Regions from separate parts of the Homo sapiens genome. Here region 1 is linked to region 2. The links are chromatin contacts, found by Hi-C or POLR2A ChIA-PET in ENCODE. All regions are on one chromosome and are shown on one strand. Each heading gives the region's core, a stretch centred on a gene start or an enhancer-like site at or near the end of the contact. The rest is flanking DNA. Distances are from core to core; before and after follow the strand shown.

The links. A loop is a pair of places that touch in the nucleus more often than their neighbours do. ChIA-PET counts read pairs that join two places held with the same protein, here RNA polymerase II (POLR2A). Pooled maps may share reads with other maps.
Region 1: a map of CD8-positive, alpha-beta T cell shows a loop between it and region 2 (10-fold over the local background). The contact joins the promoter of TARS3 here to the enhancer-like site in region 2. A Hi-C loop is called at or near these places in 2 of 168 maps with a recorded cell type or tissue (CD8-positive, alpha-beta T cell and naive thymus-derived CD4-positive, alpha-beta T cell) and 13 of 50 pooled maps. POLR2A ChIA-PET finds 5 or more read pairs at or near these places in 1 of 52 experiments (A549).

What each region holds. Positions count from the first base shown.
Region 1 is chr15:101,723,046-101,726,350 of GRCh38, reverse strand. TARS3 (threonyl-tRNA synthetase 3) reads left to right here and starts at 1,878. Exons shown (of 19, transcript NM_152334.3): 1 at 1,878-2,260; 2 at 3,187-3,258. The coding sequence starts at 1,964. RefSeq lists a silencer at 1,593-2,482.
Region 2 is chr15:99,927,056-99,930,526 of GRCh38, reverse strand. No RefSeq gene overlaps it. Among named protein-coding and RNA genes, the nearest start is that of LYSMD4, 200 kb to the right of the region's middle. RefSeq lists a silencer at 2,088-2,147 and an enhancer at 1,869-2,163. Within about 2 kb of position 2,011, at least 29 of the 41 ENCODE cell types and tissues checked have a DNase peak (open chromatin) inside an H3K27ac peak, as active enhancers do.

The DNA.
Region 1 (3,305 bases), core at 629-3,128, 1.8 Mb before region 2:
AGTGGTTTCTGCTTGGCCTTTCCTACCAGAATAATAGCCTTATGTCCGAGGGTCAGGGAAACACTGTAGGGATTCTGCCAGTTTGGAGTATATCTATTCAAACTCTGCATTCTGGAACTGACGAAATAACTACAGTGTGAGTTTGGAAACCCAATGGGCTCACTGGGTATTGTGTGATCCTAGCTAAAACCTGGAAATAACCCAAATTTTCCATCAACAAATGAATAAACAAATTATGGTATATCCATACAATGGAATACTACTCAGAAAAAAAGAACAATAGATACACACAAACATAGGTAAATATCAAAATTATTGTGCCGACTGAAAGTAGCTAAACAAAAGGAGGACATACGGTGTGGTTCCATGTGTAGAAAAATCAAGAAAATGCAAACTAACCTATAGTGACAGGAAGCAGACTGGTGGTTGCCTAGGTATTGGGAATGGAGACCCAAGAGAGACAAATTCCAGAGGGTCCCGAGGAAATTCTGGGGTGGCTTAAGTGGGTCCATGACATTCAGTGATGTGTTGGTCATGACAGAATGGCAGAAGCAGAAACTCCATGGCAGTGGATTGAGAAATGATGAATAATGAGGAGTCAGTGGGTCCTATGTAACTGTATCCAGAGGCTTCCTGAGGAAGGACTAAAAAAGATACAGTGATATTGGTTAGCAACATACTTCATGGAATCTCCTCCTGGGTGCTGTTTGGGATTCCACTTAGCTTAATCCAATGAGCTTGTCCCCCTCCGCTCCTTCTCCTGCACTGATTCTGCTCCTGGAGTGGAATTTACCTGCTTTTCCTCCTTGCTAACATCTCCCAACCTTTATTTTCCAGAGCAAAATAAACCTTTTCCCCTTTCTCAAAATTTTCTCCCTTTCTCAAACCACACCAGTCCAAGCTAAGCTCTTCCACTTCAGGACTCTTATAAGGGCATTATTACCTGTATCACATTATATGACATGCTCAATTAAATTCTGCCAAAGTTGAAAAGTACTAGTGTTAAGTGTGTAGAAACTGGCATCAGACTATCTGAGTTTGATTCCCCCTTTGTCATGTAGTGGCTGTGTGACCTTAGTCAAGTAACACAGTCTCACTGTGCTTCAATTTCTCCAGCTATAAGCGGATATAACAGTATCTCCTGTTATGAAGATTAAAGGAGTTACTACTGTTACAGAGTTTAGAACAGTGTTTGTCACATCCTAAGCCCTAAGAATAGTGATAAAAATCAATTTCTGTTCCTGCTCCAGGAAGTTTCACGCTCATGGTTAAGAGGGATACAAAGATATATGTGGCATTTGCCCTAGACTCAAGGAGCCAGTAATTTCGTGCTGGTCGGATTTAGATTTCACAGCGATTTTCTATATGCCCTGGCCCAGAGGCCTCAGTACTTGGGCAAGTTTGGCACGAAAGGCCAGAAAGTCCATTTATAATGAATGGCCACTTTTTAGAACCTGTTTGCAAGGCAAAAGAATGGTGACTGCCAGAATTCAAGAGGAAGAAAGGGTGAAGCCTTTTTGGAGAACGCAGACGATGGCCTTTTTGCAAGGTTTTGGAAGATTTTCGTTTCAACGGACTAAAAACTACTGCCAATAGCCTCTAGACAGGCCTCGAAAGGCAGGGGAGGCCCTTCAGACCCCATTTCCCCACTGCCCGTGACCCTAAGGTGGGCCTGGCCTCAGGCCCCGCCCCGCCCCGCCCCTGCAGGGTATCTGGCCTCAGGCCCCGCCCCGCCCCGCCCCGCCCCTGCAGGGTATCTGGCCTAGGCCCCGCCCCTCCCCGCCCAGCGCCCCGCCCCTGCAACGTGTAGGCCTCGGCTCCAACGAGGCCCCATGGCTCCGTCCCCGCCCCATCGCCCCGCCCCTCCCGGGAGCCCTGTCTTCTGCCGTGCGCTGAGTGTCCGCGTCGCCCTCGCCGCAGTCGCGGGCACCCCGCTCGGCGTCGGTGCCTGAGGGAGGCCGCGATGGCGGCCGAGGCCCTGGCGGCGGAGGCCGTGGCGTCGCGCCTGGAGCGGCAGGAGGAGGACATCCGCTGGCTGTGGTCGGAGGTCGAGCGCCTGAGGGACGAGCAGCTGAACGCGCCCTACAGCTGCCAGGCGGAGGGGCCGTGCCTCACGCGGGAGGTGGCGCAGCTCCGGGCCGAGAACTGCGACCTGCGCCACCGCCTGTGCAGCCTGCGGCTGTGCCTCGCCGAGGAGCGGAGCCGCCAGGCCACGCTGGAGAGCGCGGAGCTAGAGGCGGCGCAGGAGGCCGGCGCACAGGTAACCGGGCGGTGGGGACACTGGAGAGGACGCGGGCGGGGCGGGCCGAGACGGTGCGCACCGAAAGGTTTTCAACTGCGGGGGCAGGTGCGGGGGCGCCCCGGGGGAGTGCCCTCCCAGTGCCCTGCGGCTGGCCCGCCCTGCCCTGCTCGGTGGTCCCGTGTGGCCTGGGGAGCCGCCGGATTTCCAGCAGTCGCCAGACTTAACCAAATGCTGTTGATTTCTCAATTCGTCCATTAAAGAGCCTGCCACGCATCTTTTTCAGTAGCAGAAATAGTGTTTTCATTTGTTTGAAAAAATGCTGGAGTGTTTAAAACTCATTCTTTCCTTGGTCAGAAAGACTAACAGCTGCGTATGTAAACTCTCATTCCCTCTGGTTCTTTTTTGTTGTTGGGTTTTTTTTGGACGAGAAGTTTTCGCTTTTTGTGCTCTTGTTTTGGTGGTTCATCTTGAGAGGATAGCTGTATATTTAACATTTTTATTTAATACAGTATTTTATGATTTGTAGAAAGGATAAATTATCTTCTTTTAACATCATACTTTCTGAGTCCTGAAGCTTCTCAGGCTGAGATGTTCTGCAGTCCTTTAGGAAGGACAGCTGCGGTGAACTAGCAACATCTTCAGGAAATAGTGCATTTGATGTGGCGGGCAGCAACCACACATTTTCCAGCCACATTATTTGTTTAAAGTTCAGGACAAAAGGTTTTCAAGAGCACAATATATTAAATGTGCTTAGCAACAGTGTGACAGGAAGGACTGAACCCTGGAGAATGACTTGCCCACTGAGAGCTGTAGCTGGTGGTCAGGAGAGCCCAGCTATGAGCCTCTAAACACGGGGCACTTGCAGCCTGCTGGCATGACTCTCTTCTTAAAATGTGTTGCTTTTTCTTGCCATTGATGTGAGTCATTTATAATTTATCTTTCAGCCTCCTCCTAGTCAAAGCCAAGACAAGGACATGAAAAAGAAGAAAATGAAGGAAAGCGAGGCTGACAGCGAGGTAAGTTGTTGCTGTGGAAACAATATAAAATACTACCTGTAATTTTA
Region 2 (3,471 bases), core at 762-3,261:
ATAAAAACAGAAAAAAAGAATCAAGATACATGAAAAAATAGGTAAATTTTAAAAAGTATTTCCAGAAAGTAAAATTTTAAAAATATAATTACTGAAATAATAGAAATACCTCTGCAGATGGGTTACCGCTGATTCTCAAAGTTTATCACACCTGAGGATCCCCTGGAGGGCTTCTTAAACACAGACTGCAGGGCCACCTCCAGAGTTTCTGGGGCAGGGCCTGAGAATTTGCATTTATAAGAAGTACCCAGGTGAAGCTGCACTGATGATCTGGGGACAACGGGTTAGCTGATTAACTCTGGCCAAAGACAAAATTCTGACTGACCAAAAGTAGTTGACAAGTTAGTGAATAAAGTTGGGTTATTTTAATAGGTCTTCTATCCAGGGGAAAGGAGTTTCAATCAGCACACAGTTGAAAGCAGTAACTGAGAAAAATAAAACCATGTCCACGTGCATGTTTCAAATACACTGTCAGGATTTTCAATAGTCTAAGTAGTCTGTATCTTGTCCAAGGTTACAAGAGACAAAGAACATTATATATTGAGAAGAGATTCAATACAGCAAGAATAAGTAGTTATAAACATTTAGCACTTAACAGAATATGCAAAGCAGAAAGGGAGCGAATTGGAGGGAAAAGTAGTTCTACAATAATCGTCGGAGACCTCAGTCCCCCACTTTCAATAATGGAAAGAACAACCAGACAGAAGATAAGAAAGGAAATGAGAGGACTTGAACAACACAGCAAGCCAAGTGGACCTAACACACACCACCAGGCCCCCAGTGCATTTCAGCTGAGGCCTCTGGACACGAGGCCCACGACAGGTGTCTTAGTGGGCCCACGACTGCTGTGACAAATTACCACAAACTTGCTGGCTTCCAACAACACACGTTTATGATCTTACAGTCCTGGAGGTCGAAAGAGTAAAAAGAGGTCTCACTGAGCTGAAATGAAGCTGCTGGCAGGGCTGCGTTTCTTTCCGGAGGTTCGTTGGGAGAACCTAGTCCCTTACCTTTTCCAGCTGCTAGGCAGAGGCCGCCCTGTTCCGTGGCCCGTCCTCCATCCCCAAAGCCAGAAAAACCGGGCTGAGACCTCCTGGTGCTGTCGGCCTTCTCTGTTCTCTGTTCTCTCTCTTTCTTTCTCTCGCCTCTCTTCCTTATAAGGACAGGTGATTGCATTGGGCCCACCTGGGTGACCCAGGCTAATCTCCTTACCCATTAAGCTCCCCATCCTCAGCCTTTTCTTCTGTCAGATGGAGAATATAATCCCCTAGTTTTAGGGAATTTTGAGGAATAAATCGGATTACTAAACTGTGAGTTCCTTGAGTCAATAAAGATTAACTGAGCACTTACTGTGTGTAAGGCAACTTTCCTAAGTGCTAGGGATACGACAGTGAACAAAACACACAAAAATGCGTGTTTCTGTCTGTGTGTGCAATTAATCTACCTTAATTCCATCCGCAACTGTAATTCCCTTTTGCCATGTAAGGGGACAAATTCACAGGCTCTGGGGAGTAGGATGTGGACACCCTTGGGGCGTTTATTCTGCCTTCCGCAGTGGAGGACTGCAGACGCTGTGGGCGAAATGTTTGGAGCTGGTGCCATTAAAACCCTCTGCAGTTCCCGCTCAAGGTGCAACTCTCAAGTACTGGCACCTGGGTTTGCGGCCACGTGAGGCTCTGAGCAGCATGGGCCTTGGGGACACTGAAGATATCAGAGGCCCTAGAGGTATGTGTGGCTTCCCAGGTTAAAGTTGGCACGGAGAGAGAAGAGCGTGGCAAGTCAGGCAAACCCGGTGAACTCCCTTTGTCAGCCTTCCTTCCGTCTGCCACAAGGAAGGCCTGTACCAGAACCCAGGGCCTTCTGGGCTGAGAGGCCGCAGCCTGCATTGGAAGGCCACTGAGTCACGGACGTGGGAAGATGACCATCGGTGTCCGAGACGCGAGTATAAAGCCAGGCGCTGCCACTCACCAAGCTGCGCGATCTCGGGCGAGCAGCGCTTCGCCAGGCTCGGCCCACGGCGACGCCACAGTGCCACCTGCCGGCCGGACGCCCTCGCTCGCGCACCCCGCCCTCCTCACTCGCGCACCCCGCCCTCCTCACTCGCGCACCCCGCCCTCCTCACTCGCGCACCCCGCCCTCCTCACTCGCGCACTCCCCCGCCCTCCTCACTCGCGCACTCCCCCGCCCTCCTCACTCGCGCACTCCCCCGCCCTCCTCACTCGCGCACCCCGCCCTCCTCACTCGCGCACCCCGCCCTCCTCACTCGCGCACCCCGCCCTCCTCACTCGCGCACCCCGCCCTCCTCACTCGCGCACTCCCCCGCCCTCCTCACTCGCGCACTCCCCCGCCCTCCTCACTCGCGCACTCCCCCGCCCTCCTCACTCGCGCACTCCCCCGCCCTCCTCACTCGCGCACCCCTCCCTCCTCACTCGCGCACTCCCCCGCCCTCCTCACTCGCGCACTCCCCCGCCCTCCTCACTCGCGCACTCCCCCGCCCTCCTCACTCGCGCACTCCCCCGCCCTCCTCACTCGCGCACCCCGCCCTCCTCACTCGCGCACTCCCCCGCCCTCCTCACTCGCGCACCCCGCCCTCCTCTCTCGCGCACCCCGCCCTCCTCACTCGCGCACTCCCCCGCCCTCCTCACTCGCGCACCCCGCCCTCCTCTCTCGCGCACCCCGCCCTCCTCACTCGCGCACCCCGCCCTCCTCACTCGCGCACTCCCCCGCCCTCCTCACTCGCGCACCCCTCCCTCCTCACTCGCGCACTCCCCCGCCCTCCTCACTCGCGCACTCCCCCGCCCTCCTCACTCGCGCACTCCCCCGCCCTCCTCACTCGCGCACTCCCCCGCCCTCCTCACTCGCGCACCCCGCCCTCCTCACTCGCGCACCCCGCCCTCCTCACTCGCGCACTCCCCCGCCCTCCTCACTCGCGCACCCCGCCCTCCTCACTCGCGCACTCCCCCGCCCTCCTCACTCGCGCACCCCGCCCTCCTCTCTCGCGCACCCCGCCCTCCTCACTCGCGCACTCCCCCGCCCTCCTCACTCGCGCACCCCGCCCTCCTCTCTCGCGCACCCCGCCCTCCTCACTCGCGCACTCCCCCGCCCTCCTCACTCGCGCACTCCCCCGCCCTCCTCACTCGCGCACCCCGCCCTCCTCACTCGCGCACTCCCCCGCCCTCCTCACTCGCGCACTCCCCCGCCCTCCTCACTCGCGCACCCCGCCCTCCTCACTCGCGCACTCCCCCGCCCTCCTCACTCGCGCACTCCCCCGCCCTCCTCACTCGCGCACCCCGCCCTCCTCACTCGCGCACTCCCCCGCCCTCCTCACTCGCGCACCCCGCCCTCCTCTCTCGCGCACCCCGCCCTCCTCACTCGCGCACTCCCCCGCCCTCCTCACTCGCGCACTCCCCCGCCCTCCTCACTCGCGCACCCCTCCCTCCTCACTCGCGCACTCCCCCGCCCTCCTCACTC